3 separate regions of the Mus musculus genome follow, and regions 2 and 3 are each linked to region 1. Evidence: chromatin loops called from intact Hi-C (ENCODE). Cell type or tissue: heart. All regions are shown on one strand. Links, peaks and the distances in the headings refer to the core of each region. The heading gives the core; the rest is flanking DNA.

Evidence for each region. Peaks named below come from ENCODE experiments on the same cell type or tissue, not always from the same donor. Only the 100,000 strongest peaks of a DNase experiment are listed, where the experiment ranks them.
Region 2: a loop joins it to region 1, with 8 times the contacts of the local background. A loop is called at or near these places in 27 of 42 quality-filtered maps.
Region 3: it touches region 1 in a loop (2.6-fold over the local background); 3 of 42 quality-filtered maps call a loop at or near these places.

The regions. Positions count from the first base shown.
Region 1 is chr5:21,415,051-21,425,643 of GRCm38, reverse strand. It overlaps Ccdc146 (coiled-coil domain containing 146), which reads left to right and starts at 967. Exons shown (of 19, transcript NM_029195.1): 1 at 967-1,079. Fam185a (family with sequence similarity 185, member A) reads right to left here and starts at 741. Exons shown (of 8, transcript NM_177869.4): 1 at 68-741. The coding sequence starts at 476. In heart, for the core only: a CTCF peak has its summit at 4,817 (motif pointing right); no DNase peak of the experiment used is centred there.
Region 2 is chr5:21,321,858-21,332,450 of GRCm38, reverse strand. Ccdc146 (coiled-coil domain containing 146) reads left to right here. Exons shown (of 19, transcript NM_029195.1): 4 at 1,702-1,911; 5 at 9,650-9,707. Among named protein-coding and RNA genes, the nearest start is that of Fgl2, 46 kb to the left of the region's middle. RefSeq lists an enhancer at 1,340-3,297. In heart, for the core only: a CTCF peak has its summit at 5,759 (motif pointing left); a DNase peak (open chromatin) is centred at 2,620; H3K4me3 peaks cover 1,496 bases; H3K27ac peaks cover 4,604 bases.
Region 3 is chr5:20,876,692-20,887,284 of GRCm38, reverse strand. It overlaps Phtf2 (putative homeodomain transcription factor 2), which reads left to right and starts at 5,161. Exons shown (of 18, transcript NM_172992.3): 1 at 5,161-5,329. It overlaps Tmem60 (transmembrane protein 60), which reads right to left and starts at 4,832. Exons shown (of 2, transcript NM_177601.3): 1 at 4,630-4,832; 2 at 415-1,096. The coding sequence starts at 1,046. The coding sequence ends at 645. In heart, for the core only: a CTCF peak has its summit at 5,819; a DNase peak (open chromatin) is centred at 4,924; H3K4me3 peaks cover 4,349 bases; H3K27ac peaks cover 2,856 bases.

The sequences.
Region 1 (10,593 bases), core at 1,612-9,611:
TTAATTGGAAACCCAACGCTTAAACACTATTAGTTTTGTGACCCAAACCCTTTTTCACTTCACTTGCCAAATTTGACGGGCGCGTTCACCTCCACCGACGCCTGGGGGTCGATGTCGTCCGACAGAATGGCCATCTCCTGCCGATCAGCATCATACTTGACCTGCAGGCTGTCCAGGCCGCGCGCCACGTGCTCCACGCCGCACACCGCCACCTGCACGCGGTCGCCATCCGGGTGCGCAAGGGGATCCAGGGGCCTCACGGCCAGGTGGCAAGGGAGCCGCGCCCTCAGTCGCCCAAACGGGCTCACCTGCAGCGTCCACTCCCTCAGAGCCCCACGCGCCAGGCCGGCCCCAGAGTCATCGGGCGCTGATCCCTGCCGCTGCGCCCCACTGGAGCCGCAAGTCCGAGCCCCGAGAGCTCCGACCAAGGCGCCCGCCCGCACTCGGGACGCGCAAGGAGGGAGGCGGCCGAACATGCTCTCCCTTGGAACGCTTCAGCCTTGGCTCGCTGGTCCCGGGACCACAAGAACCACGAGCTGCCTCGGGTCAGTCACGAAGGGGACAGCATGCACGGCTCCGCCAAGGAAGAACGAGCCAGGCCCCCAGCACAGTACTTAACGCCTTAAATCCCGGTAGGAAAGTTAAAACTTCAAAGAGCCTAGTTGAAACCCTGACCTGGACAAGTCACCTATTTCCGCCCCTTTGGCGGAGGCCATCGGGATATGTAGTTTTAAAGGAGCCAAACATCAAGGTGTTCTGGTAACTGTGAAACTACATATCCCAGGAGACAGTGCGCTGAATACACAGACTGACAGCCGATTGGTAGAGGAGCCCCCGCTCCCCCCTCGTTGCTTTCCCGTTGCTTCAAGCCCATTGGCCAAGAGAGCAGAGAAAGAAAAAAAGTTAATGTAACTGACCAATAGGAAGAGTAGAAGGGACGGGATAAACTCAGCTGTGGTTACTTTGGATACCAAGGACGCGACTCTTAGGAGAGGGTGAAGTTTTGAAGTGAGACCCCAGGGACCAAAACACACGGAGAAAAATAAGAGTTTAAACAAGGATCAGGACCAAAAGAAAGGGTAAGAAACAGCATGTTTATAGATGGGAATCAGATTCAAAGTTAGGAATACTTTCTTTAGGTAGTTAGAACCAAAGGTCACCAAACTAATGTGGATTCCCTGGGAATAGAGAATCCCCCTCACAAGAGACCTTAGCATGAGAGGACAGACACGTTCTGTTGCTTTCTCCCTTCTCTGTCCTTTAAGGGAACTCCCACTTAGGTAAAAAATACTAGATAGAAAAAGTGTTAGAAGCCAGGTATGGTGGCGCACGCCTTTAGTCCCAGCACTCAGGAGACAGAGGCAGGTGGATTTCTGAGTTCGAGGCCAGCCTGGTCTACAGAGTGAGTTCCAGGACAGCCTGGGCTATACAGAGAAACCCTGTCTCGAAAAAGAAAAAAGAAAAAAAAGGAAAAGAAAAAGTGTTAGAATTCTGGCTCTTTCTTAACTGTAAGTAGTAATCTTAGGCCAGTCATTGGATGCCTTTGGGTTTTACTATTTGCTTATAAAATGATGACACTATCTTCCTTGTCTTGTGTAGAAGTTTTTTTTTTCGTTTTTACCACATTTATCAAATGAAACAATGGACAACAAAGCAGTGCACAGTATACAAAACAAAGTATTTTAGGAATGGCATATGTCTACGTTGCTAAGAGATTTGGAGACATTTGAACTTGGTTAGAGGACAGTCTTGATCTCTTTCCCTGCAACTGGTCCTTGGCCTTAATGGTAAAATAAAATCTCTCTCTCTCTCTCTCTCTCTCTCTCTCTCTCTCTCTCTCTCTCTGGATCATAAGACTTGTTAGGGGATGTCAGAATTTTTTCCTGGTCCTGTTGTATTATCTATGGCACAAGAAATGTTTCTTCAGTTTTGATATAAGACAGACTGTGCTAAATAACTCTATAAGTTAACTCTTTTTTTTATTATTCAGTAGGCAGTAAAGATAATGGGAAATGGGGGGTGTGGACATTATTTCAGCCATATTTGCCTATTCTTCTCCCCATTCTACAAATAATTCCCTAAATTCCTTACATACAGATTTAACTAATTGCAAGTCCAGTGTGATGGTGTTCACTTGTAAGTTTTCAGAGTTTGGGAAGCTGAAGCAGAAAGATCTCAAATCTGAGGCCCACCTGGACTATATACGGAGAACGTTGTGACAAATAAAATACACAATAAGTAAATAAAATGATACCTTTAAAGATCAAAACTCTCAGCCAAATATGGGACCCCAATTCTTTGAACCTGAAGTGACAGATGGATAGATAGACTAGGCTAAAGTCCTCCCCAGCGTCCATGTTGTTCTCTTAGTGAAGACTATGGTAGTGGTGGTGGCAGTGACAGCCCTGCCCTGCTGTCAGCCATCTGAGAAGAAGGCCCCTATCCTTGAGGACCTCCACCAAGGTGAAACCTGTCCTTGACTTTGCTGGAAAAAAAATGTTGGGAGAAGCTAATGTGAAAGAGGGTTGATTTAAAATAGATTTTAAACAAGGGTTTAAGAGCACAGGGGTTGCTAGAGGTGACTGATCACACAGGGAGAGAAAGAGACACACCCAAGAGCACAGGTGTAAGCTCCCTTGAGCTTGCCCTAAGTGACTTAGCAGAAGTGCTCCAGAGTCACTCTTTTGCTGACTCTCATGTTATGCCTCAAAGGATTTCTCTAAGAAACTTCTTTAAAACCTTTCTCTTCTTCTTCTTTTTCAATAAGTGAGATTATAGGATTACTCTAGAGATGTCTTGGATTGGGTTACAGTCCTAAAATAAAACTGTGTGTCACAAGAATTGTAAAAGGGAATTAAAACATGTCCTTTACTAGAAGTAGGGTTTTGGGTAAGATTTCTAGAAAACTGTTGGTTTATAGCTGAGAAAGAAGAAAGAACACATATATTTAGGCCTTACATGTGATCCATTGCTCCTTCAACAATGTAACTTGAAAGTATCACTATGTAAGAGACTGGTGATCCTCATCGATAATGTTGACAGCTGTGTTAGAACTCTTCATCTTCAGCTGGTGAGACACACTGGTCAGGCTCTGGAATGAGGGCTCCTTTTATTCCCAGTTCTCCATCATGTTCCCGTGTTTCTCTCCTGCCTCAGTAGGCTATAAGATAGACTTTATGATAAGCAAGTGCTCACTCAGTGAGTAGCGCCATTGGCTTTGTGTCCCATGTGGACGTACGTACTCAGACGAGCCTTCAAGTTATCTTTTTTAAATGAAAACCCAAGAGTCATACTTTGACATTTGAAAGAGGCACAAGCAAGTTGAAACTGCGCTCTGATTTGCTGTGGACGTGCTGCATATATTTGGGCCGAATATGCATCCTTAATAAATCATCCTGTTCCTATAGTCACTTTTCCTTTTCTGAGGAAAAATAACTTAATAGAACTGACAACTGAGCCATCATGATATCTGTGACACGGTCATTATTTCATTACTTTCAAGCAAAGGAACTAAAACGTACTGAAAGACTACCTTCCTGCTTTTATGAGGGTGGAACCCGAGAATCTGGTAGAGATTAAGAGTGACGTAAGATATTAGTTACCAATGCCTAACAAGCTAGTCAGTATCAAACTTGTCTACCTGTAAAAGTGAGTGATATAGTTTTCAAAGTATGTTCCCGTGTACCATCTCACGGTTTTCTCACAAAAAGCTATTAAGAAGGATAGTTATTCTTCTCCCTGCATGACAGCTGAAGAAACAAGATTCAGAAAAACAAGATGAAGCCATTATGACCCCCAAAACTGTGGTTCTGGGGGGATGAGAGCATTAAATTACAAATGTACAAGATTTTTTTGTTTTGTAGGACTACTTATTAATAAATTATTTCTCTGCTGGTGAGATGAGCCAATTCAACCCAGATTAGATTATATTAAATTCCGGTTTATTGCTCTTGGGTGGGCAAGTTCATTGACCCCAAGGAAGGGGGAGAGAGGGAAAGAAAGAGCACACACACACACACACACCACACACACACACACACACACACACACACACAAACACACACACACACACACACACACACACACACAGAGAGAGAGAGAGAGAGAGAGAGAGAGAGAGAGAGGAAAATGTCTGGATTATATAGGGAAGAGCCCCTGGGGGAAGGGCAGCCCAGCCCCTGGGCTGCAAACTTCAGGGGTGGAGGCAGGATATGCCAGGAAGGGACTGAGGGATGTTGGGAGAACCTGGAGGCCACATCTGCTTTGATATGTTAAAATATGCACCTCACTCCCTTGTCTTGGAGTCTGAAGCCAAACACTTAAAAGAGTTTGAAATAATTTAAAAATCTAAGTGCCCCTAAATGAGAGAGTAATGCTTAAATAAATTTTATATTTGTAATATTATAAAGAAATCTAAAAATAATATCCTGAAATAATCCATAATATAATATTGGGTAATAGAGTACTTAGTAACCTTTGTGTATTAGTTCAATCTCAATTCTGTAACGGCAATAATATATTTAATATAGAATTACATCACAGAAACAATTCCAGAAGGATGCACACCACCTTATAATGATGGCTATCTATCTCTAAGCCACGAGGTTAGATGATTACATCATTTGCATGTTATCAGTAGTGATCATGTTTGGCATTTTTAATGAAGAGAAACAGTAAGGCCTTCTTAGTGTGTACTGTTGCCTAAGGCTGTCTTAGAAATGTAGGGAATTTCTTAGCATCCAAACATAAATGCAGTTGTGTAGAGAATCTCCTACCAAATCAATGTGAAAGGTGGTGACTTTGTTATTACTTTATGTTCAATTCATGGACAGCAGAGGGCAGAAGAGTTTTCAGAAGAAAAGGTAATCAGACCAAGGATTAAGTAGCTCAGTTAAAGGGATGAAGGCCACCAAACTGTGCTCGATTCTGAATTACAGATAATGTTTAAAACAAACAAAAAAACTTCTGCAGTTTCTGTTATTCTTATAAGACAATAATACACTCAGAAACCTAAGAGCTATCACTTCTGAGAATATATAATGAATACGCAGGTGGACCCACTTGGAATCACCTTGTGAAACTGCCAGGCTAACCATACCTGTGAATTGTGAATCAGCTGAGCTCGCTGGCCAATTTAAAACTTCAGGGGAAGCGTTTGGCATCTCACAGTCAACCGTGATGTTGGCTGCACAATTTTCCAATGCCCCTTTGAAGATATTTAACTCCTGGTTTACTTTTTATTTGAGTGATATTATATTTTAAATGATTTTTTCTGTTTGTATTGAGATGACCAGATGGTCGTTTTGAAATGGACTGTGGTGTGGTGATATCTCAGAATAATTTAAATATTGAACCATTTTTCCTTCCCTGGATGAGCTTTAATCATGTTGTGATCTTTTCTGTATAAGTTGGTAGATTCAACTAATGGATCAATGAGAATTTTTGTATTTTATTTTATATGAGCTATTAGCCTGAAATTTTCTTTGACATTTTTTCTTCTTTTAGGTATCAGGGTAAATTAGGAGGAAAGTGTTCCATCTTTTTTCTTTCTGAGAGAATTAATTGGTATTGTGGTTTGCTTTTATTTGTTTTTCTCAAAAATAAATCCACTTTCTTGGTTTTGTTTTTTGGATTTATTTATTTTATGTATGTATATCAGTGCTCTATCTGCATATACGCTGGCATGCCAGAGGAGGGCATCAGAACTTATTCTAAATGATTGTGAGCCACCATGTGGGTGCTGGGAATTGAACTCAGAACCACTGGAACTCAGTGCCCTTAACTGCTAAGCCATCTCTTTAGCCAAATATCTGGATATGTGTGAAATTTGCACTCTCTCATGTGTGCCCCTTAGCTGTGTTTGCATGCTGTGCATCTCTTCAGTCTTTGTACATCATCCTGGATTGTGTACTCAAATCTGTGTTCACGTCTGCTAATTCTTTCCTAGTTTTAGCTAATCTTGTATGGAATGTCCCTATAGGGTTTTCTTAGTTTTTAAATTAGGTTTATTTTTTCTTATGTGTTTGGATGCTTTGCTTGAATGTGTGGCTATGCTAGGTACCATATGAGTGTCTGGTGCCTACAAAGATCAGAAAAGGGTGTCAGATCCCCTGAGAGCTCTCATGTGGATTCTGGGAATCCAACCCAGGTTCTCTTCAAAAGCAACCACTAGGCCATTTCTCTAACCCCACATTTTCTTCCTAATGGCTGTGTCTTCTTTTGGGGGGTTGATTTGGTTTTTCTACAAATCTGCTTTCTCTTTAAAATTGCCCTGTGTGTTGTAGTTCTTTTTTAGTTTCAATGTTACATCTTTGAACTGTTTTGAAATTCAGTTACACTGTGTACAACTTACATGTTGCTGTTTCTCTTTTGTGGTCTCCCTCTCTTGGGCTTTCTTTCCTACCATGGCCTCTATATCTGTTATTGGTCTCCCATCTCCAATAGGAGTTAACTGTTGAGGAAGTCCTTTCACAACTAAGTTAGGATGATTCCCTCCTGGCTGGTGAGGAGCAGCTTCATTCAAAGCCTTTTAGTTTTCTGGTCATGGGAAAGTTTTTAATTTTTAACCATTTCATTTGTCTTTAGGTTTTAGCTTTTTAAAAATAAACTAGCTCATTCATATAGGAAATGAATGCAAACTATAAGGTAAAAGGAAATGTATAATGAACTGAACATATTTTTGCAAAATCTCAATTTAAGAATTAAGATACTTTCGTTGTGGGTTTTTTTTTTTCCTCTGTTTATTTTGTGTCCTTCCTGTGGGCTGAACTGAAATGAGGACCAAAAGACTACTCAGATGCAGAAATTGGAGGGAAATCCGGTTTGCTTTTGTTCTGTTGGTCCTGCCCCAAGGCCAGTTCCACTCAAATTTGCACTGGCATTGTCAGGTCATACAGACACCCAAAAGTACGACAGACACTGAGCCTTTAATAGAGAAAAAGGGTGGGGACTGGGGTGGGGTGAAGATATAGGGGATACCCGTGCTCTTTTCTTTTTTCTTGCTACTTGGCCTTGTGGGACTGAAATATTGGGCACTAAATGACAACATAAGGTAAGGTTATGTGAGAACCTGGTCTCTCAGGTTCAAAGGAACCACAACAAGCTAGGAAGAGTTACAAGGGAATTTCATATGAGACCTCGGGAAAATGATGCTTGATTTTACATCTGATCTCTACAAACACCCAAAATGGGCTTCACCTCTGCATAAACATGGAAGACAGCCAAAAATTTAATTAAGACTTGAAGAAGTTGACAGCAGTAAAACACCCAGCTCTCAAGACAACTTTGAATTTTGCATTTATATAAAAAGTCATTCCACATAACAAAGGCTTTGGAAAGAAAACATTACAACCACTCTCCACAGAAGGCAGATAATTGTGGTCTGAGTGTAACTAAACTGCATGGCTATAAACAGCAAACAAACTGAGTAAGTCTTAAGGAGACCCAGAGCTTTACAGAATAGTATTTAAAACATTCAACATCCAAGCAAAAATTACCCAACAAATCCAACATATCAGAAACAGTCTGACCAGTTTTCAATAGGAAAAAAAAATCAACAAATCCATCTTCATAATAGGTTTATTTACATTATCTAGAAAAACTTTGAACCAATCCAGATATCTCTCAAATATGAGTGGGAAAACAAGTCTCTTGCATCCATTTGAAGAGGTGATAGCCTATGAAACAGATAAATGGCAAAATTCTTTTTAAATTTTATTTACTCTTTTTTTTTAACACTCCAGATTTTATTTCCTTCCAAGTTTACCTTCTGACTGTTTCACATCCCATACCTCCTCCCTGCCCTGGGTCTTCATGAGGATGTCTCCACCCCCACCCCCACCTCACCAGACTTCTAAACTCCCTGGGGCCTCATGTCTCTTGAGGGTTAGGTGCATCTTCTCTGACTGAACCCAGACCTGGCAGTCCTCTGCTGTATATGTGTTGGGGGCCTCATATCAGCTGGACCACCTAGTTAGTGGTCCAGTGTCTAAGAGATCTTGGGGGTCCAGGGTAATTGAGACTGCTGGTTCTCTTACAGGATTGTTTTCCTACAGGGTCACCCTCCTCCTCAGCTTCTTTCAGCTTTTCCTTAATTAAACCACAGTGTCCAGCAGCTTCTGTCCACTGATTGGGTGCAAATATCTGCATCTGACTCTTTCAGCTGCTTGTTGGGTCTTTTGGAGGGCAGTCATGATAGGTCCCTTTTTGTGAGTGCTCCATAGCCTCAGTAATAGTCTCAGGCCTTGGGACCTCCCCTTGAGCTGGATCCCACTTTGGGCCTGTCGCTGGACCTTCTTTCCCTCAGGCTCCTCTCCATTTCCATCCCTGCAGTTCTTTCAGACAGGAACAATTATAGGTCAGAGTTTTCACTGTGGGATGACAACCCCATCCCTCACTTGATGCTCTGTCTTCCTGCTGGAGGTGGTCTCTATAAGTTTCCTCTCCCCATTGTAGGGCATTTCATCTAAGATCCCTCTCTTTGAATCAAGAGAGTCTCTCACCTCCTAGATCTCTGGTATATTTTGGAGGGTCCCCCCAACCTCCTACCTCCCAAGATTGCCTGTTTCCATTCTTTCTGCTGGCCCTCAGGACTTCAGTCATTTTCCTTCACCCAATACCAGATCATGTCCCCCCCTCCCCAATTCCCTTTCTCTCCTAGGTCCCTCCCCCCCTTGTGATTGATTTTTTTCTCTCCCAAGTGGGACTGAGGTGTCCTCACTTGGGCCCTTAAGCTTGTTGAACTTTTTGAGTTCTGTGGACTGTACCTTGGGTATTCTGTACATTTTTTGGCTAATAGCCACTTATTAGTGAGTGCATACTATGCATGTCCTTTTGGGTCTGATTATCTCAGGATGATATTTTCTAGTTCCATCCATTTGCCTGGAAAACTCAGGATGTCCTCATTCTTAATAGCTGAATAATATTCCATGTGTAAATGAACCACATTTTCTGTATCCATTCTTCTGTCGTGGGACATCTAGGTTGTTTTCAGCTTCTGGCTATCACAAATAAAGCCATTATGACCATAGTCAAACATGTGCCCCTGTGGCATGGTGGGGCATCTTTTGGGTATATTCCCAAGAGTGGTATTACTGGGTCTTCAGGTAGATCTATTTCCAATTTTCTGAAGAGCCTCCAGATTGATTTCCAGAGTGGTTGTACCAGTTTGCAATCTCACCAGCAATAGATGAGTGTTCCTCTTTCTCCACATCCTCTCCAACATGTGTTGTCACCTGTGGTTTTGATCTTATCCATTCTGATTTGTGTAAGGTGGAAGGGAATCTCAGGATCATTTTGATTTGCATTATCTGATCACTAAGGGCTTTGAACATTTCTTTAGGTGTTTCTCAGCCATTCAAGATTCCTCAGTTGTGAATTCTCGGTTTAGTTCTATACCCCATTTTTTGATTGAGTTGTTAGCTTTTTGATTTCTTTATATATTTTACATATTAACCCTCTATTGGATATGGGGTTAGTGAAGATTTTTTTCCCAATCTGTAGGTTGCTGATTTGCCTTATTAACTATGTCCTTTGCCTTATAGAAACTTTACAGTTTCATGAGGACCCATTTATCAATTCTTGTTCTTAGAGTGTGAGCCATTGGAGTTTAGGAAATTTCCCCCTGTGCCATTGAGTTCAAGGCTCTTTCCCACTTTCTCTTCTATTGGATTCAGTGTATCTGGTTTTATATTGAGGTCCTTGATCCACTTGGACTTGAGCTTTGTGCAAGGTGACAAATATGGGTCTATTTTCATTCTTCTACATACAGACAGCCAATTAGACCAGTACTATTTATCAAAGATGCTTTCTTTTTTTCCATTGTATATTTTTAGCTTCTTTGTCAAAGATCAAGTGTGCGTTAGTGTGTGGTTTTATTTCTGGTCTTCAATTCTATTCATTGATCAACATGTCTGTGTCTGTACTACTACCATACAGTTTTTAATCACTATTGCTCTGTAGTACAGCTTTAGGTCAGGAATGGTTATTCCCCCAGAAGTCCTTTTATTGTTAAGAATTGTTTTCGCTATCTGGGGTTTTTTGCCTTTCCAGATGAATTTGAGAATTTTTCTTTCCATGTCTTTGAAGAAGTGTGTTGGGATTTTGATGTGGATTGCATTGAATCTGTAGATTGCCTTTGGTAGGATGGCCATCTTTACTATGTTAATTCTGCCAATCCATGAGCATGGGAGATCTCTCCATTTTCTGAGATCTTCTTAGGTTTCTGACCACACTGGTCTCTCCAGAGACGAACATCTGACTGAGTCTTGGGAGGGCATGGTACCTACTCTCCTTTGGGAGTTCTGCATCCCCAACTGGTCTCAACTGTACAGTTTCCAAAGCTCCTTTAGTAATAGCCTCATATCACACCTTAAAGAATTCTTAGGCTTTTAGTTTCCCTACCAAACTCAATACCTGTCTCTCACCACTCTATGACCTCTCCGGCCTCTGCACCTAGAGAATTCTCTTTGCTTGTCATCTGAAGGGATAAAAGTCGTGATGTCTTATTGCTGTTCCCAAATTCCCTCATCAGTGCATTGATATTCTTAAATGCCTGAGCTCTAAACTGTTTCCTTCTTTAAGGTAAGGTTCTGG
Region 2 (10,593 bases), core at 974-8,973, 93 kb after region 1:
TTGAAGCTATTTCTCTTTAGTGACAAGCTATCAGTGCAGGACCAAAACTATGTAGTGACATCTTCTGCTTCCAGCTTGTGTTGTGAAATAGCTACTTCCCCTCTGCTGCTCACAGTTTACCTCCTCCAGAGCCTTTACTTCCTTCTCTACCTATTACAAAACCCACCACTCTCTCTCAAGCCCATTGGAAAAGCACAGTGAAGCAGACACTATGTTTTTGTGGCTAGGGCTGCAGGCAGGCAGATATGGGTTGGAAGTACTGAACCCACATCGACTGAGCTTTCCACAAGACTACATTAGAAGTTAAGTTCTCTCCTCCTGACACTGTATGTCACACGAGTATATGTGTAAACTACCACCTATGTTCTGACTGGAAGCTCACTTCTGTGTTGCCCTCCTCTCCATGTGGAAGAACTCTAGGGCCTGGAGACCTGTCATTGTAAGGAGCCCAGGTTATGCCAGATGAACACAATGTTAACATACAAGAGCACCGAAGCGTAAGAGAACAGCTCCCATTTCCATTCCCGGAAATTGGAGGAGTTTTCACCAGTATTGCTCTGCTTGCTCTCTGGCACCTACCATAGTTCCTGGAACATATGAGGCTCCGATAAATGTTTGGCTGGATGCCACTAAACACATGACACAGTAAAGCGTGAGAAAATAGGGTAAGGGAAGCCTGTTACCTCAGCTAAGACAGCCTCAATCCTGTTTTAGGACATCTTTGCAAATAAGCTGAAACCTAGAGATTTTTCTTGGTAAGAACATTTAATAGAATACACACATAGAAGTAGGTGTTAGCTTTAAAATAAAATAGCAAAGGCCTGCCTATGGCTGCTGGGTAGGGGATCACTAATGTGAGGGTGTCTGAGACAGATAGGCCATGTAGACTATAAGTTGGGTGCCAGTACTAGTTTGTAACATGCAAGACTTCTGGAATATTCTTGGGATCAGTCAAGTATAACTTTTCTTATCTATCCAGATCTGCAGCCACTTCTTTAAACCGGGACAAGGTCACAGAATACAGCTGGGTTTTTAGGAACTCTCTTTTCTGTGATAGTCAAGACTATTTTTAGCCAAGCATCAGGGCAGGATTAAAAGCTGATTAATGTGCATAATTTTATAGGGGAATTTTTCCTAGTTTCCCACTAATGGCTGTTAAAAAGAGTGCTTAATGTCTTAGATCTGTAATGAAAAAAGATCTTGGTTCAGTCTTACTTAGAGAATTAAAAGCACAAAAAAAAAAAAAAGGAAAAAGAAAAGAAAAGGAAAGAAAAAAGAAAAGAAAAGAATTTCTGGGTTATTTGAGGGGCCCATTACTTTTTTTTTTCCCCTTCCTTGGGAGCCCTGGTCTTTCTTCAAAGTCAGAGGGAATATCCTTTGGATTACTTGCCTCTACTCTGCTTCTGCTTGCCCCTACTCTGGATCTAGGGACCTCTGGAGGAACTTATGAGGGGACACTGCAGCTGACTGTGTACCTCTCCCAGCTAGAGGGTGGGTGACTCAGGCTAGTCGCTGAGCCTTGTTCTTGCCAGTGCTGAGACTTAGTATGACTGATCAAACTGAATCCAGGAGTAGGAACATCTGTGACATGTTCCCATCCTACCCCCAAATCCTCTCAGGAATACGGGGCGGGGGGAAGGAGGGGTGTCCTGAAGGTACACACGTCCCCCCTATCAATATCTCAATGTCTTTGAAACCCAGCACGCAGGAGTCTGAGGTGCAGCTACTGGAGAACGCCAAGCGCTTCACGGAGCAGATCCAGCAGCAGCAGGTCTGTCTGCAGCAGGCCGAAGACTTCCCCAACGTCTTCACCACTGAGGTCTGCAAACTTCGGGAGCAGCTGCTCAAGTACCAAAATGAATACACGGCAGCGCAAGAAAGGGAGTACAATATTCAGTACAGGCTGACTAGGTGAGTCCCCGGGCGCCCTGGAGACAGCTTCACTGTCCCATAGTCTGTGCAGGCTGACTAGGTGAGCCCCCGGGGCCGCCCTGGAGACAGCTCCACTGTCCCACAGTCTGTGCAGGCTGACTAGGTGAGGTCTCTACTTGTTGGAGACAGGCTGTTTCCACATGACAAGTTAATTTGGGAGAGGGTTTAGGTATAAGAAGTCTGAGCTAACAATTACAAGCCCGGTTACATTTCCCCTTGGCTCCCTTCACTAAAAGATCACACAAGAGCTGGGCAAAGAACTCTGGAAACTGAAATCCCTTCCATGTTTGGAGCTTTGGAAACTGCTGGGAGGTGGGAGGTGGGGGGAGGGAGGAACAGAGCGGCCTCTTTGCTCTCCTGCCCTTCCTCTTTTGTCCCTCTCTTTTCCTGTCTCCTGGATAGCTGTGGCTCCTGACATCATGTTGCTAGGCACCCAGGTCACATCCCTTCACTTTATCTTCTAACACAGCAGCCACAGGACCCTGTAAGTTAACTTTTGTCCCTTCTTACTAAAGAAAAGTGACATCCTCATGGAAGAGTCATTTGCTTATACAGACCTAGAGGGGACTCACTCAGTGAAGCAAAGCAGGTGCCAGTGGGAGAGTGAACCTGTTTCCCAAATACCCCCTGCTTCCATGGAAGTTCAGCTTGCACCTCTGCATGGTGACTGGAATTTTGAGCTGTGATGTGCCAGTGCTGTGCCTGGGTGCTGGGAAGAAAGTTGAACCTGCCCTCCTAGAGTCTGTTTCTATTTAAGGTGGAGAGCTTTGGCTATTTTTAACAGTATGTAGAATTCAGACACTACAACATAACTCAGCCCTGCATGGAGACAGCAAATGCCTGAGTGGCTTCCAGGCAACCATGCGAACCCCCGGACCTTGAGATTTTTCCTTCTGGCTTATTTTTTTCAACTGAGAGATAGATAAAGGAAGCAGTTTAATGAACAGAATTCTATTCAGAAAGAAAAAGAAAAATAGGCGGCTTTTTTTTTTTCTATGTGTCTTTCAGTCTAAATTTGTTAGGACTCTCCAGATAGAACTATAAAGGGAAAACCAGCTATTTCCGTGAGCACTCTTTCAGCTGAAGAAAATAATGAAATTAAAACAATTGGTGGTTGTTCATTAGTCTTGCAAATAGGAATTCGTGACATTTTGTGAAAGGGTACAGAACACATAAGTCAGCTGGTTTTTTAAATTGTTTAAAATTTCCAAGTATTCCTGCCAAGAAAAAAGAATTGGGGTGGGGGTGGAGGGTTTCTTGACTTTTAGGTATAGACAGGCAGACTGTTCACCAAGCTCCTTAAGATAGGGGAAGGGTGGTGTATTGTCACTTACGATGGATGAGAACAAAAGCATGTGGCACTTTACAGTGAGCAGACCTCCTGTATCCTCTAATATCAATATCTCCAGAATTAATAAGCTCATCTCCATAAAAACAATTTTGTTAGCAAAGGGAATTCCAGGGAAGAATAATGGGCTTTGTGTTTGTTGTCTGTTGCCTTCACACACTTGATATTATGTGGTACAGAAATAAATCCACTCAACACTCCCGGGGGAAAAAAAGTAGGCATTTCCATCCATAGATAAAAATAAGCAAAGCCAATGAGAGAATGCTATTCATCCAAATATACAGATGATGTTGGTCAGTTCAGCACAGTAAACTATCATTGTATTCAGGGCCTAAATAATACAAGCCCAAGTGGCCAACATCCTCTACCCCAGCATCTTCAGGAACGTCTGAGTCACTGGTGACTGGCAAGAGCAACATCAAGTTACTTTTACTTTGGCTTCTCTCCTCCTGGCTGCTGCCACTGCTGGCTCCTCCTGTTCCATCTCTTCCTCTTCTTCTGTCTCCTTCCTCTTCTTATACTTTTTGAGACAGGGTCTCAAAAACCAGACCAGGCTAGCCTCAAAGACACAGAGCTCTGTCTGCCTCTGCCTCTGCCTCTGCCTCTGCCTCTGCCTCTGCCTCTGCCTCTGCCTCTGCCTCTGCCTCTGCCTCTGCCTCTGCCTCTGCCTCTGCCTCTGCCTCTGCCTCTGCCTCTGCCTCTGCCTCTGCCTCTGCCTCTGCCTCTGCCTCTGCCTCTGCCTCTGCCTCTGCCTCTGCCTCTGCCTCTGCCTCTGCCTCTGCCTCCCAGGTGAATTAAGGGCATGGCCACCAGGCCCAACAGCTGTTTTCACACAGATTAAGCTTTTTAATAGATGCTAATGGTTAGTAAATTGTTTTGATTAGTTAATAATTAATCTGTGTTACACAGTTTTAGTTTAGGGATCATACTTAAATATAGATAAATAAGTAGTTAAATCATACTGCAGAGAGCTTATTTTGCAACCAAGGAAGTTGTTATTTTTCTAAAAGCTTTCTCTGATAAAGGTTCCAATATTCTCTCCAACGTTCCCCTTTCCTGTTGCCTTTTGAGTTTCCCTGGTTTCCAGTAGTTCTTGAAATTTGGGCAGTCGGTACAACTTGTTTCTTGGTCTAACTCTGACATTTTCTGACAAGCTTTGGTCAGTTGGGGAAGCAAGGCAGTAATCAGTGACCTCCAGCATGCTATGGACTGAGAGCAGCAACCCTCAAGCTGGGCATGTGCAGGAATGTCCTGGTGTCTGGGTGATTCTCTCAGTTTCAGTGACTAGTGATTGTAGCCTTCAGGCAGGTTTGTTCAGTTAGGAGAGAACAAGGGTTATTTGAATATGAGGCTAAGAGTTAACATGTACTCACTCTAGTATGTGGCATGTATTACCATAACAAAATCCAGTCTTGTCCCAGCAATGCCATGCGAAAATGAAAATCTAAAAAAAAAAAAAAGTAAAACAGGTTAAATGTAATCTGTCAACATTGTGACATTATTTACAAATGTAAAAAATTGAACGTCCCTCGGAGCTCTTGACTCTAGCTGCATATGTATCAAAAGATGGCCTAGTCGGCCATCACTGGAAAGAGAGGCCCATTGGACACGCAAACTTTATATGCCCCAGTACAGGGGAACGCCAGGGCCAAAAAGTGGGAGTGGGTGGGTAGGGGAGTGGGGGGGGGTATGGGGGACTTTTGGGATAGCATTGGAAATGTAATTGAGGAAAATACGTAATAAAAAAATTTTAAAAAAATTAAAAATTGAACGTCATCTGAAGTTTTGAAAAGCTGGTTGTCTTTCAGCAGGTTGTATTCCTGTATTCTGTTGCCTGGCATCAACTCTGGAGTCCCCATACCTGTCACAGCCAGAACTGTGCTGGGGGGAAGTACTTATCTCTGGTTTTTGTTTTTGTTTTTTGTTTTTTGTTTTTTGTTTTTTGTTTGTTTTTGCACAACCTGGCAAAACTATGGAGCGTAGAAATGTGTGTAGATTCCTGCATAGGATAGGCCTGGTGTGTGATAAATAATGCTTAGAATCATTTTATCATAGTATCTCCTCCCAATAGAAAACCCTGAGAATAACTATTCAATTACTAATTGTGGAATCTGTTTAGCAACTAGGAAAACATTATGTAATTTCGACAAAAATACACTCAACCATGCATATGCAGTTAATATAATTTTACTAAGCATACATGGAAGAATGAAAGGACCACCATGGTACACAGTGTTATTCTTTGAGAATAGAAGAGTGCACCTTTTAAAGGAAATAAAAGTCCCTGTTTCTTAAAGGAGAAATTCCTTAATAGGAATACAACCAGCCTTCACAGTCCTAGATAACTAACCATTCTGTTTGTTCAAAGAAAACGCCATTTTGTATCTATTTAAAGAGAAGACTGCAAGCCCTTATCTTGGGTTCATGTTAGTTACCACCATTGTTTCCTTCATCAGCAATGGCTGGCAGCACTCAAACACCCCCTGGTGGCAGCATGCCCAAAGTGCTGTGTAGCAGGTGAAGGGAAAAGATAAGTCTAAGGACCAAGTGGTAAATACTCAAAACTGAAAAAAGTCAGCTTGAATCTGTGCTCATTTATATTAGGTTCCATGTGTCAGGCATCATGAAACTATCATTAATGTACATCATTACCAATGAAAATATGCTAGAATAAAACCTGATGCACAGATGTGTGTCTACCCGTGGCTCCTTGTTCCTGGATCTTCTAATTGGTAGGATCGGTTTGATTCAGTATGACCACAATGCTCCACCCAGCCCAAATCTCATCATAGAGTTAAGTGATTCTAGATGCTTTAAGTCTGGCTGTGTTCTCTTGCTGACCAGACACAGCATTGCATGGAGAAGGCGCTGCGATGATAAGACTGCAGCAGGGGGTGGAATCGTTGGAGAAGGGGAAGCGTCAGATAGCCCTGTGATCAGGCATCAGAGCTTGAGTGAGTCTAATGGCGCTTTTCCTGTCCACTCTAGCCCTTTGAAGGAGAGGCAGGGCAGTATTAGATGGAATTATTTTCCATCTTTCACCCAGAAAGTCAGAGCCAACTAGACTTGGGTGTTTTAATTCTCCCAGGCTGCTTAGATTCTGATAAAACCCTCCAAGTTTACCCTAGAGATCAACAGAGAAAAATCCAACTCTTCTGAGCTTCCTGATGAGGGGTTAGACAAAGCTTATGGATATAAACTAGTTGCTCATGAACTTCCTGGCTTACCCTCAAGCTGCATATTTGTAGATCTGATCCCACACAGCCCGCAGAAACTTTGAGAACTAGCTAAGTGGTCAGTCAGCTCTCCAGGTCCCAACAGGAAAGCTCTAGCTAGCAATGCAAAGGTGCTGAAAATTAAATCAGTCTAAAAACCATAGTTGCCAGCAGCATTGGCTGGATCTTTTGACCTGACCTGAACTGAACCATGTCTACTAAAGCCAAAATATTAACTGTTTTCATGTTTCTGAGTAAAGCCTAGAATCCCATCACATAACCATTCAACAGTTTTCCCATATGAAGAACCAGGCAAAGAGAGCTCAGCTTGCCTAAGAGACAGCAGATGTCAGCCTGCATGCTAGAGGTTCCTGAGTTAAGTGACAAAGACCTCCCTGCAGCTTTTACATGCACACACCAAAAAACAACTCCAAACATCAAGACTAACGGAGGAACAAAAGTCTCAGAAGCTGCATCTTAAGAAGAACATCTCTCGATGTCATTTATTTCCAGCTGATTCAGTTTTTCACTACAAAAGTAACCCCAAAACACAGTCTTAGATGCAGCCAAATACTTCTAAGTTGTTCATGTGGGGATTTTATAACTGAGAAATACAGTAACTGAAAAGTTAAACAATCAACCGATGGGTGAACAGAAGATTGAAAGTAAGAAAAGTCAGTGACTCCAAGATAAATAGAAAATGCTCTGTCTGGAAAACAGAGAGAGTAAAGAGAGAGAACCTGAGAAGCCCATGGGACAGTAGCAAAAAGCTCTCACACCGCAAAAGAGGCAAGAAGTGGAGAAGACTCAAGAGTAACTCCCCGGCTTGTGCACTTGGACACGAGATGGGGTAGACAATGTGAGGCTTCAGAGGGGAACAAAGGGACTCTAACTGGAAAAGTCTGGCTTTGTCTACCAAGAGTTGAGAAGTGAAAACTTGCCAGTTGAGAGAAGTTCCAAGGCTGGAGATACTGACTTGGAAATCATTGCTTGTCACTGGAACTTTGGAAACAGAAAGGGGAATAGAAAGGTTAGGCTCCAGTGCCTCGGGGAAACAATAGTACATAAATCTTACTGTGGCTGTAGAGGAATGTGACGTGTATTTATGACCTGGTGTGATAGTGCACGCCTTTAATCCCAGCACTCAGAAGGCAGAGGCAGGTGGGTCTCTGCGAGTTCAAGACCAGCCTGGTCTGTGTAACACGTTCCAGAACAGCTAGGGTTATGATGATGATGATGATGTTGATGATAATAATGATGATGATGATGTTGATGATGATGGTGATGATGATGATGATGATGTAATTATTTTATTTACTTATATCCCAACTGTGGCCCCCTCCTGGTCCCCCCTTGAAGAGTTCTTCCCCTCACCCCCTCCTCTTCACCTCTGAGGGGATGCCCTCCCTAGATATCCCCCCACCCCTGGAGCATCAAGTCTCCACAGGATTAGGTGCATCCTCTCCCACTGAGGTCAGGCAAGGCAGCCTTCTGCTACATAGGTGCCAGAGGCTTTGGACCAGCCTGTGTTTGCTTTTTGGTTGGGAGTGGCCCTATCTTTAAAAAGGGGGGTGGGGAAGGGAAAAGTGTGTTTCTCGTTCTGACATAGTTCAGTGAAAGTCAAACAGCCCCCATCCTGTGTGCTTGCCAAGTGGTTTCCATTCAGTGTGGCTGGGAAGGCAGGTGACAATCACCCTCCATTGTCCCCAGTCCAAATGCAAGGGAAGCTATAAAATGCAACCTTCTTATGTACTCAGGAAGAGGGAAGGATATGACAGATATAAAGTGTGTTTGTCACAGGGACTAAACACACATGCTCCAAGAGCCTCTGCTTAGTTTCTTCTGCTCCAATGCTCTATGTCTCTCAGTGGTGCTTCTCTGTAATACCATTCCTGAGGAATACAAATGTCATGTAAAATGTGGGAGCTCTTGGGATGACCCTTATTCACAGCTGTGAACATCTGCAGGGTCTTCCCTTCATGATGTCCATGGTACTTTCCCAACTCAGATGTAAATAACATGAAGCAATGGGTCATTCTTCCAGCAGCTCTATTTCTCTGTGTGACTCTTTATTTAGTATACAAATTATGTATTTCAAAGAATGGAAATAGGAATCAAACCAACTTGGAACCATCCGCTATATTCCTGCTACTAATTATCAAGTGCCAACTATCTTCTAGCAATGGTGGCGCAGTGTAAAAAGAGCAAAGTCTCTGTCCTTGCAGAGCTAACACATGACAAAATACCAGGCAGCGAGGAGCACACATGGAAGAATAAAACAAGCCTGGTGGGGATTGTTAGTACTGTGTTAGGAGGATGATCCAGAGTAAGCCAGGCAGAGGAATCGGGCAGGCCAGAGAGCCTGCGGTTGGAACAGATTCAGGAAGACCAAGTTGGCGAGAGGGAAATGTGTCAAGCAGCAAGACTGGAGAGGCAGATGATGTGGAGTTTCAACTTGGTCCAGGTTTGACTAGATGTTATTGAGCAGAAAATTGATGGGATCTTGTTCATGTTGCTAAAAATCACTGAACTGACGGAGGGTTGAATATCAGGGGCAAGGGTGAAGTCAGGCAAGGCAGAGCCTTTGGAAGGCCCCAGTAGTAATTCAAGGCAGAAACATGTAGACAGGAAAAAGTCCAGAGCCTGCCTGGGAGGAGTCCTAATCCACAGGGATGCCCATGATCCAGGACACTTATAATAACATACCCAGAGAGCTGGCGTATTAGGTACGAACATATGTTGCTGCTGGAGTGTGGGCAGAAGGAAACACCTAAAGGCCAAGGAGCGTCAGAGCCATCACTGAGAGAGGCTAGGATGTGAGGAGACAGCCTGGGAACCCTCTAAGAGAGAGGGCACTAGGATGTGAGGAGACAGCCTGGGAACCCTCTGAGAGAGAGGGCACTAGGATGTGAGGAGACAGCCTGGGAACCCTCTAAGAGAGAGGGCACTAGGATGTGAGGAGACAGCCTGGGAACCCTCTGAGAGAGAGAGCACTAGGATGTGAGGAGACAGCCTGGGAACCCTCTGAGAGAGAGGGCACTAGGATGTGAGGAGACAGCCTGGGAACCCTCTGAGAGAGAAAACAGGAAGGCGCAGGACAGAAACAGCTTACTCTTTGGTACATTTTGTCAAACATGGTATTTTCTTTTGGCAGCTTAACAGAAGAAAAGAGTATCATATTAAAGGAATTTGAGAAGATACCTAAGCCAGGAGTAAGTATTAGAGTTTATTAAATTCAGCTGTATTCAAAAATCCCTTTAAAAATAATAGCACACCCTGAGACATTTGAAGCACCAATAATCCAGATGCCACGAGGAAGATGGACATCCTTGTGAGCAGGCCCAAGCCAGGCATGCTATAGGCTTTCTGTGCTGGTGTCTACACTAGGCTGTGCTTAGTCACAAAGCAGTACCTGCTTTGTTTCTAGAAGAAAATAAGTTTCTGTGCCTGTCACTTAAGAACATCTCTTCTGTTGTTACTGCACTCAGAATGTCCTGAGCTTCTCAGACCTGGTTCATAAAGACAACACATCACTGTCACACCATGACCAAGGCAACATGGAAAAGAAAGTATATAATTTAGAGCCCATGATTACACGGGTCAGTAGAGGCTTTCGTGGCAAAAGGCAGGCAGGCAGGCGTGGCACTGCAGCAGTAGCTGAGACCTTATGTGGACCCAAAACAGCAAGGCAGGCAGACATACATGGAGAGACACACAGAGAGAGACAGAGACAGACAGAGTCAAAGAAGAGAAGAGAGGAGGGGAGGGGAGGGGAGGGGAGGGGAGGGGAGGGGAGGAGGAGAGGGGGAGGAGAGGGGGAGGAGAGGAGGGGAGGGGAGGGGAGGGGGAGGAGAGGAGAGGAGGGGAGGGAGGGGAGAGGGAGAGGAGAGGGAGAGGAGAGGGAGAGGAGAGGGAGAGGAGAGGAGGGAGAGGAGAGGAGGAGAGAAGAGGAGGCAATTTAAATTTGAATTTTAGTTACAGACTTAGGTAACTTATTTTAACTCCTTCCAGCAGTATGTAGGAATCTCAACAAAAACTCAGAGCAGGCTAATCAATCTATCCACTTGGCTATTATTAGCAGATAGCCCTTCTGAATAT
Region 3 (10,593 bases), core at 1,345-9,344, 540 kb after region 1:
ATTGGCATTTGTTAAGTACCTTGTTACGGTAGCCACATAGTTTTTCAAAACTGACCACTTTGAATGAGGCACTATGTCTGAGACTTCCAAGACAAATAATTGGCATAACTAGTTTCTGATAGACTGGGAAAGTAGGTTCCCTAACTTCAGTAATAGGCAGCTCATCATCCTAAGCAGGAGGAAGCGCAAAGTGAGCCCATCCTATATAAAAATGCCACCCCAAGACTGAATTGGAACATGAGGTGGCACCCCTAAATATTTCCATAACCAATTTTCCCCTTCATAATTTAAAAGCATATTTACTCTGTTTATACAGAGCCACAATCCAGTAAATGTATCCACAGTTATTTAACTAAAGACTTTGTATTTACATCAAGTCCTGACTATACACAAGGTAAGAGGCATGTGGAAAAATGAGGTCAGAAACAAGCTTTATTTACACAGGGATAAAGATATCAACTTAGATTTTGAATAATTTAGCTTTGGATTGGCTACAAGTTCGTGCCACACCAATCCTGTTTCATAGTAGTTTAAGACTACACTTGATATTTTCCCTTAGTTCTGTTATCCTTTAAACTTGCAAACATTTGGAATACTGTATAGCTTGTTGAACAGCAACAGAAATGAGACGATGTACTCGGAGGTCAGTCTCTCACAAAAAAGACATTATATCCAAGTTCTGTTAGAGCGCCAGCCAGTAAGGCCCATAAAGGAATGAAGACATAGGAAAGATTCATGGTAGTAAACTGTTCCAGTTTAGCACACAGTGCAAGGCAGAAGGCTAACTTAAGTAACATTGCAATGAGGTACCAGGCTTTTTTTTTAATATTGTGCGATCCATGTCGAGGGTCAAAGCCAGACTTACACCGTCCGGCCATTTTCACAATCAGCATGACAAGAAGGATAGTGTCAAATATCCAGACTGGAATAAATATGAGGAACCAATTCCACGGTGCCTTCTCATCCAGTTTCAACACCAACATGATGAGGAAGAGTAATGTGAAAAGCCAGGTGAGGAGTACTCTCTGAGCCAAGGACATTCTCATTTAAACAGTTTAAAGAGGCTGTTTCGGGGATGAAATAAGGGAGACACACCCTGAAAAGAAAAAAGGTCACAATTTGATGGCAGAAACCACTTTGATTCCTAGTAAAGTTGCCTGATTCTCACTTCTCAGAGTCTCTAATTTGGAAAACATTCTAGCATTCAAAACCTGTTTTAGCAATAACCAACTATGTCTGCACACACATTCATATTTTCAATTCTGAATCATGTGTAAGTGTGTGGGTACTGCAAGTGCCTTCAAGAGGCTGGAGGTGGAAGATTCTACCGGAGCGCGGTTTAAGCAGCTGTGAGCCTCCCAACAGTGGGTGCCGGGAACAGCTCTCCAGTCCTCTGGAGGAACAGTCTGGCTTTTGTTTGTTTTGTTTTTCGAGACAAGGTTTCTCTATGTAGCTCTGGCTGTCCTGGAACTCACTCTGTAGACCAGGCTGGCCTCGAACTCAGAAATCTGCCTGCCTCTGCCTCCCAAGTGCTGGGATTAAAGGCATGCTCCACCACTGCCTAGATAGCAGTCTATGTTCTTAGCTGTGTTAACTGCGAAGCTCTCTTTCCAGTCCTTGCACCATTTCTTATAGTCCACGACTGACTTAAGATAGTGTGGACACTGGGCATGAACCTCATTCATGAGCAATTGGTTCCTTTTCAGTGTTATCAGGTCCAAGTCAAGCCTTTCGATGCACCACAGGGATGTTCTTAACCTCTCTGCATACTTGCAAACTTAAGAGTTTTGCATTTAATTTCAAGAGGTGCTAAAATAAAGCACCCGAGGTCAACACATTGAAACATGTTTTTTGAGGCAGGATTTGTGTATAGCCCTGGCTATCCTGAAACTCTGTAGACCAGGCTGGCATCAAACTCAGAAATCCACCTGCCTCTGCCTCTTCAGCACTGAGGTTAAAGGCATGTGCCCCACTGCTGGGTGCATAATGAAGTTTTTGAGGATAGAATGACTGATATAAACTTTATATAGTTTTTATAAACAGCAAGACTGAAGAGGTGTCACTGGCTAAATAATCCACACAGGACTGATAACTATACTTGCACATAATCCTTGTTTCTTGTATTTTTAAGTATTTCCTTGCTAGAGCAGACCACTAAAAAACTTGGGATTTTGTTATTACCCAGTGTTTAAAGATCCAATGACAGGGGCTAACTTTTATATCACTGTTCTCTTTTATTTTAAAATAGATTTCTTTTAAAAAAAACTTTTTATGTGTATGTCTACATGTGTGTGCCACATGAGCCCAGAAAAAAAATGTTCAGTGCTAAGATTCCTTCTGAATGTGAAGATTACCTGGCACCCCTGGTTGGTATCGCCTGGTACTAGAGTTACAGGCAGTCCTAATCGCCTTATGTAGGTACTGGGACTTGACTCAGGTCCTCTGATAGAGTAGCAAGCATTTTTAGCCAACAAGCAATCTTTCCATTACCCAGAACCTTAGCTCTGTTACTCTAGAATGCATCCTTATGCTTGGAAAGCCCAGTACCCAGTACCTCTCACTGCCAGAATATTTTTAATTTCTCTTATTTTTTTTTCAATGCTAGTATCACTAAGATAATTCTTAAGAACTTCTACTTTCAGTTGGGAATTCATTAACTTATACCTTAGCTTAAGGTATAAAGATGTATCTAATCTTCATGTATGGATTTACATTTCAAGATTTTTTTTTAATCGAAGCCTTGCGACCTTTAAGTGGAAGGGCAGATACAATGGGAATCAGAAGGCAAACTACATGCAGTGGAGTAAGGCAGCTTACTCAACAGAGGGCAAGGAAATGGCAAAAGCTGAGTAACATTTTATTCCTCTGATCACGTGGTCATGAGAGTGTGAGAGGCACAAGTAGGAAAATTTCCTTCTCTCCTTCCACCACCCAGGTCCTGGGGACTGAGCTCAGGCCATGGGCCTGGGTGGCAAGTGCAGCATTTACCTGCTCTTACCATCCCAAGAACAACTAAGTAGGAAAGTAATCTCCATGACAAAGCCACTGGCAAAAGACAGAGTGAAGACAGGCACACAGGAGAGAAGGGAAAGGTCACCAGGGGGAGAGGTAAACAAAAGGTGAGAGTGATGCAGGAGAAGCAGGGACAGACAAGAAGAGCTGTGGTCAATCTATTGCTAAAGTCTGCACATCTCGAGGATGCTAATCTTGGTAAACACACACCTGTTGAACTTTAGCAGTTGGATGCTGATGTCCTAGCACCTTCTCACTCTCAACTATTAGCAGTTTGTTTAGTTTGCAAATGCTTTGGACTGCAGGGATTTGGCAGACAGAGCTCTGCCTACATAGCCTGGCCAGCCTAGAACTTTGCTTACATAGACCAGCCTGGCCTTGAACTCTATCTAAAGAGCTACCTGACTTGACTCTGCTAGGACTTAAAGGCACAGGGGTATAAGGAACTGCTCACATTAGGTTAAGTCACGGAAGGCAATTTTCTGTACCAGTCTTTTACAAAAAATAGAATATAATGGAATGAGATTAAGTTTGGAAGCAGAGGTGGAGATGTGGGCAGACTGCTTAATTAACTGTGTGTTTTTAATCCTGTGAATTATGTTTGCTCAGTCCTAACCTCTGATTTGGTCAATTTAAAGAACCTTTAACAAAGTTTTGTGATTATTAATATCCTTAAACACAACTTTTCTATATGGTACAGGATAATACAAACTTTTTTCTCCCCCATCCCCACCCCCTTCAGGAACAAGTGCCAAGTCGAGTGCAATGACTATAGGCATTTTAGGACAAGAGGTGAAAGGAGGCCAGGGCCTAAGCTTATTGCGGTTACAAGTTTATAATTGTGGGTGGAAACAAAACTCGGTTGTAGAAAAGTATTCTCAACAATGGAGATGACCTTCCTGACATTTAACTGACGTTTAAGGATTACATACGCTGAACTACAGTGGTAATACAAGGTTCCAATTTTACAAAGACATACTGTTTTAATAGAATTTATTTGGTTTTTACCACCATTTTCTCTCTATGTGTTGGTCCAAGGCTAAGATTTGCTCAATAGATATTTCTCACTTAAGGTGGTTATATCTGTACACAGAAGGTGTTTTTTTGTTTTTGTTTTTTTTTGCCCGTATGATTCCGGATCCATTGTTGAAACCTTCAGAGTTTCTTTCCCCACACATGGAAATACACACCTGCATCTAGTAATTAGTTGTGCGTAGTAGACTCATCCAAGGTCCTTCCCATACCATTCCATTTCCCTTCTCCCGCTACTCTTAATACTTATAAATGAACTCTCCTTACCCGAAGACAGCTCTGTTTAACCAGCTCACAATTTCCTTCTCAAAATAAGTGGCCTCGCTGCTTACAACTTGGTTGACTTTAGGGCTCATCTGCCCTGGAACGTGAGGATCCTGCTAAACTATCCTGGTCTTTGGTTTGGAAATGCCCATGGTGGTTTCGCGGGAATATCTGGACTCTCCCAAACTCATGCTGGAATTTAATGCGTTTTTTGCAAGACGCATCCCATAGCCGTCGTGCAAACGCGCCCGCACGCAGCATGAAGGGGTGAGGTCACCCGGAGGCAGCACGGACAGGACAAGGGCCGAGCTCCCGACTCACCTGGTAGAGCGGCTGGCCGGAGAGCCGAGAGGGCAGCGAAGGTCGGGAAATCCGCCAGTTTGGATCCTAATCCTCTTCCACACTTTTCCCCCCATTAAATTCTTAGGCCCTCACATGATAATTAAGGAGAAGACATAGTTCCGCCTCTCCAAACAGCCGCAGCTGAGGCCCTCCGCACCTCAAGGTTCCGCCCACATCCGGGGCTGTTCCCGCCGCCCTTGGCCTATCCCGGAGAGCAGAGCGAACGGCGTTCGGCGCTCACGGGCCCGTTTTTCTTGTTTATTGGTTCATTTGGCCGCCAGTAACTGACTGCCCTCCGTTTTAGAGCGATAAAAAAGGGAGGCAATGACCGCGCCCCCTGGGCCCGCCCCTTAGTCCTATAGGTTGGTAGAAAAGTCAGTTTTCCGATCACGCCCGCCGTCGGGCCCGCCCTCGCTCGCCGGGACCCTCCCACCCCTCTCGCCCGGTCCCGTAACCTGCGGGCTGCGGCGCAGACTCCGTGGTCATGCGAGGAGCCGCGGAGGAGGCGGGGCGTCCCGGGAGGCGGAGCGCGGTGCGGGCGGCGCGAGCGGCGCGAGGGTGGAGGCAGCGCGCCGCCGGCGGCGGGGCTGTAGCTCTTTGGGCTCCAGCGGCGGCACTAGCCTTCGCGACTCTGCGCGTCTCCTAGCCGCTTCCCAGCGGCGCGGCGCCGGCGGCTACGGTAGGCGCCACAGCTCCATGCTCGGCGGGCCATGTGGAGGTCGCCGCACTCTGACAGGATCCCAGGGCTGTGCGGACCGGGCGGCGGAGCGGCGGGCGGGATGGGGGCGCGGGCTTCGTGGTCGCCGTGGCGCCCCCTGCCACGGGCACCTGCGGGCCCCGCTCGGCCGCGGCCCCCTCCCTTCGCCGGGGCGCGGCGGCTGCGGGCCGGAGCTCGGCGCGGTGTGGGCGCGCGCGCCCCTGCGCTCCTCTGGCTTGGGGTCGCGCGGTCCCCAGAGGGCGTGTGGGGGCGGCGGGTGGCCGGGCCGGGGCCCACGCGAGGTCCTCTAGCGGCCCGAGGCGCGCGCGGGCTCGCGGAGCGGTCGCCCTGCGTGCAGGCACTGCCCGCGCGGAAGGGCAGCTGCTGCTCCCGCAGCTCCGGCGCACGGGAGTTGCGGCTCCTACAGCGACCGCGGAGGGGCGGCTACCCGAGTCTCGCGCGTGGGCCTTGGCAGGGCATTTCAGGTCTGCAAACAATGCAGTGGTCCATAGGCATGCTTCACCTTGTTTCCGCCTCGTGTTGACAGCCAGCGTTCTAGTATTGTTCTGGTATTGTGCTTTCTAACTCATCACTGCCTTGTTAAACTTCAGGAATCATTTTGTTAACCATTTTATTTTTGTCCGGAGAACACCTGGGGACTGTATTAACATGTGCTACTGGGAAAGTACAATGTGGAGCAATTAATCTTCCTTGTGGGTTTTACATACTTGGGTGTATGTAAATTAGGTATGCAATTTACAATTGTTTTGTCAGTGGTAGACGTTGCTTACTTTGATGTTACTTTACGTGTAATACTTTAGTAATTTTTTATTGCTTTCATCAAACATTTTTAAGCGTTTCTTGCCTTTTTTCTTTTTCCGAGTCTTTGATTTTAAGTGATTATGAATTTGCTAGGTACTTTTGTAAATCGTTTTTCCTAACACTGGACTTCCACGTGCACTTTAGCTCAAGTCCTAACTTAGGTTTGGTGTACAGGCTATAGATTAAAAGGGAAAGAAACGGGTGTTTCTGTGAGTTTTATGATTCAGACTCTAGACCCCAGAGGAAAGAAATCAGGAGGTCCGGGTAGACTGAGCCATGTCTGGAACCAGAAAACAAGGTGGTTCCAGGAAATTTCTTAAGTTTTTCCCTCTTTGGAAGTAGTCTGCCTCCTGCACAGGGAAGCAGTTGAATGCATTAGATAGTATCAGAACTATCTAATGTTGGGTGGCGAGGATTCTGAGTTTTAGTATATTGTAGTAGATCATAAAAATGTATTTATTTCAAGTGCATCTAACTGTGTGGGCAGTCTTGCATAGCCAAGCTTGCAAGAGTTAAATATTTTAAAGGTCAAATTGGCACTGGAGAGTTGATGCTAAAAATAAAGATGACCTGAACAGTTTTTAAGTGGAAACCTTTTTGGCTTGTTCAGTTTATGTATAATTGTAGGGAATATGTAATGCATATATCGTCACTAAGAGAATTTATGTTAGTATGTTGAAAAAAATGAAGATCATAAATTAGTTGGATTATTTATATATTATATTATGTCACATAATCCAATGAGTAATTACTATTCTCTATTATTACAACTAAGATTTAGTTAACTAATGGTTCGAGATTTTAATGGTAATAAGTTGATAGATTCACTTGTAACCAATTTAATTACAAGGACTACATTTCAAGTATGCTTTTGGACTACAGTTAAATGGGAGTAGACTTGGTAGAAAGAGACTAATAGACAACAGTGTTGCGGGGTGATAAGCTGAGTCCAAGCTCTTTCTCTTGAAACACTTTCAGATCACTGTGTAAACGCAATTTTGAGTGTTGTTAAAGATGTAGGGACGAAGTCAATCACTGTCACTCTTCTTAGGAGTCAGCGGGTTTGTTTTTTTTTTTTTTTTTTTTTTTTTTGGTTTTCGAGACAGGGTTTCTCTGTGTAGCCCTGGTTGTCCTGGCACTCACTTTGTAGACCTGGCTGGCCTCGAACTCAGAAATATGTCTGCCTCTGCCTCCCAAGTGCTGGGATTAAGGGCATGCGCCACCACCGCCCAGGACTGCCAGGCAGGAGTCAGCGGTTTAAGAGGAGCGATACTTAAACAAAGGATAGCACCTTACTGTGTTGTGACTGTGTGGAATCTGGCTGACTTTATGGAGAGTTTAAAGGATAGGTACTTGGGTCACGTGTGGTAGCATGTGCCTTTAATTCTATCTAGGTTTTGAGAGCCAGAGACAGGGAGATGTCTGGATTCTAGGACAGCCAAGTGTACATAATGAGACCTGTTTTAAAGCAATAACGACAAAAACCAAACCAAAGGGGTTGGGGAGATGGCTCATTGGTTAAGAGCACTGGCTGCTCTTCCAAAGGACCAAGGTTCAAATACACATGCGGGCAAAACATCAGTGCGCATAAAAGTAACACTGGCTGCTCTTCCAGAAGACCTGGGTTCAGTTCCCAGCACTCACATGGCTGCTCATAACTGTAACTCCAGTTCCAGGAGATCCAACATCCTCCTCACCCAGACATACATGCAGGCAAACCATCAATGTAAACTTAAAACAGAAAGAAAGAGAGAGAGAGAGAAAGAAAGAGAGAGAAAGAAAGAGAGAGAGAGAGAGAGAGAAAGAAAGAAAACCAAACCAAAACAAGATAGTCACTAGAGTTTGAATACCTGTTGATCTTTTTTACTGTGAGCATGATACCACATCAGTTTCCTTATTTGTTGAACAGAGAGGATAGTACTTGTAAGTGAATATTAAGTACTAAATAAAATGATAAGCACTGAACAAAGAAGGAAGAACATGTATCTTTTATTTTTTAAGAGAATGGTTGGGAGGTCCAGGGAGGAGGTTTCTTTTTTTTATTATTATTAGATATTTTCTTTATTTACATTTCAAATGTTACCCCTTTCCTGGTTTCCCCTCTGAAAATACCCTCCTCCTACCCCCTTCACTTCCCCCCGCTCACCAACCCACCCACTCTGGCTTCCTGGCCCTGGCATTCCCCTCCACTGGGGCATAGAGCCTTCACAGGACCAGGGGCCTCTGGGAGGAGCTTTCTTGAGCATTGGAGACTTAAGTAGTTTCCATAAATAGAGAAGGAAGGAAGATACTCCATACAGGAGAAGACAGTCTCACACCATGAGTCTAGCTTGAGAGAATGGGAATTGTAGCATTATATATAAGTCCTTGTATATCAACAATAAATGCTGATTTGCATAGATTGTGTCTCGGCAGAGTGAGTATATCCGATTTTGAAAATCAGAAATTGCCAAATAATCATTTTAGTTATTTTTTTTTTTTTTTTGTTACTGTGACAAAACACCACGACCAAAAGCAACTTATAAAACGTATTTAATTTGGGGCTTATGGTTCTATAGGTGAAGAGTCTGTGACCATCATGGTCTGGGGAGGCTGGCATCAGGCAGCTGGAGGGTCCTGAAATAGTAGCTGAGAACTTACAAGTTGATCCACGAGCATTAAAGCAGAAAGAAAGAGAAAAACTGGAAATAAATGGGCTTTTACCCCCAAGTGACGTAACTCCTACAACAAGGCCATCTCTCCTAACTCTTTCTTCTCTAACAGTTGCTAACTGGAGGGCCTAAAATAAGTGAGCCCGTGGGGGCCGTTCTCACTTAAACTATGACATACACTTAGAGAAGCAGTCTGTCTGTTATATTTTTACCTAATAGTTACCCTTCACTTATTTTCCAAGTGCCTATTCAGTACATTTTTAAACATGTCTGATTAGTCACCATTTCATTGAGCTTTTTCTTTCTAAGCTGTATATGAAGACAACAAAACACTGGCAGAAGCCTTTGCACTCTATTTTGCCTCCTTTATATAGGAATCTTTTTTGTTTGTTTGTTTTTTGTTTTTGTTTTTTGTTTTTTTTCGAGACAGGGTCTCTCTGTATAGCCCTGGCTGTCCTAGAACTCACTTTGTAGACCAGGCTGGCCTGGAACTCAGAAATCCGCCTGCCTCTGCCTCCCGAGTGCTGGGATTATAAAGGCCTGCGCCACCACGCCCGGCTATATAGGAATCTTAAAGTGGCTTTTGTTGTTCCTAATCTCTGCCTAGTCTAGAAACTCCTATATCAGCCGATTTCCTCCCTCCCTCCCTCCCTTCTTTCTTTCTGTTCCTTTTTGAGACAGGGTCTCATTATGTAGCGTTAGATGGCCTGGAACTCCATATAGACCAGATTGGCCTTGAGCTCAGATTCTACTTACTCTGTCTGGGACTAAAGGGATGTGCCATGTGCCAGCACAGCCGCTTACTATCTTAAAACCAGCGTGGGATAGGTTGGTGGGGCAGAATGTTTTCAATTGGGACTGCACTTGAAACTGAGAGAAAGGGTCCATGTTTATATTTATCTTGTTAGCATGGAACTCTACAGACACTGGGTATATAAAACTGAACCATCCTCACTTGATCACCAGAAATATCTGAGTAAGATGCACATACAGGTGACATTTAGGACAGCCGTATTTTCAGTTCAGGTTGTTAGTGTTATGCAAGTAGCTGGAAAAAAAATCCATAGGTTTGCAAAGAAAATGCTGACTGCTTCCTAAAGCAGGTATTTTCTTCCTCGGCAAGAAAGAAAATATGCTGGATTTAATTCTGAATAGTGAACTTGAACTGGGGCAGGAAATGGCTGTGGCTGAAGAACTCCCTGATAATAATCATAGCTAGATTAAATTTGACATTTAGTGAGAGGAAGTAAAGAAAAGAATGCAGTTTTCTGGATGTAGAAGCAGTAGAAGAACTATTGGGAGTTTATCTGCAGAAATTTTGAAGACTAATAGTAGGCACTGATAACATTTAATAAAAAACCTCAAATGAGCTGATAATAAAACAATAAAAGATAGCAAAACTGTATGAAAGATATTTGAAAGTTATGTGCACAAGTTACAGTCTTCCACAGATTGAGGATTAGGTCTGAATTCTGTCATTGACCAATTCAGCAACTCTGGGTTCATTTAGTAACTTTTTTTGAAGTTTGGTTTTATTCTTGAAATGCAGATGTCTATCTTGTTGCACTTTGATGTTAAAATACTTAAGTGAGCTCTTAGACACCTTGACATAGTATTTGACTCATTAGACTTTCTCAAAAGCTGACTGTTGTGATTCTTTGTCTGCATTGAACTTTAGAAAGCAGTCTGGTGGCAGTGGCACACTCCTTCAATCCCAGTACTTGGGAGGCAGAGGCTGGCATATATTTCTGAGTTTGGGGTCAGCCTGGTTTA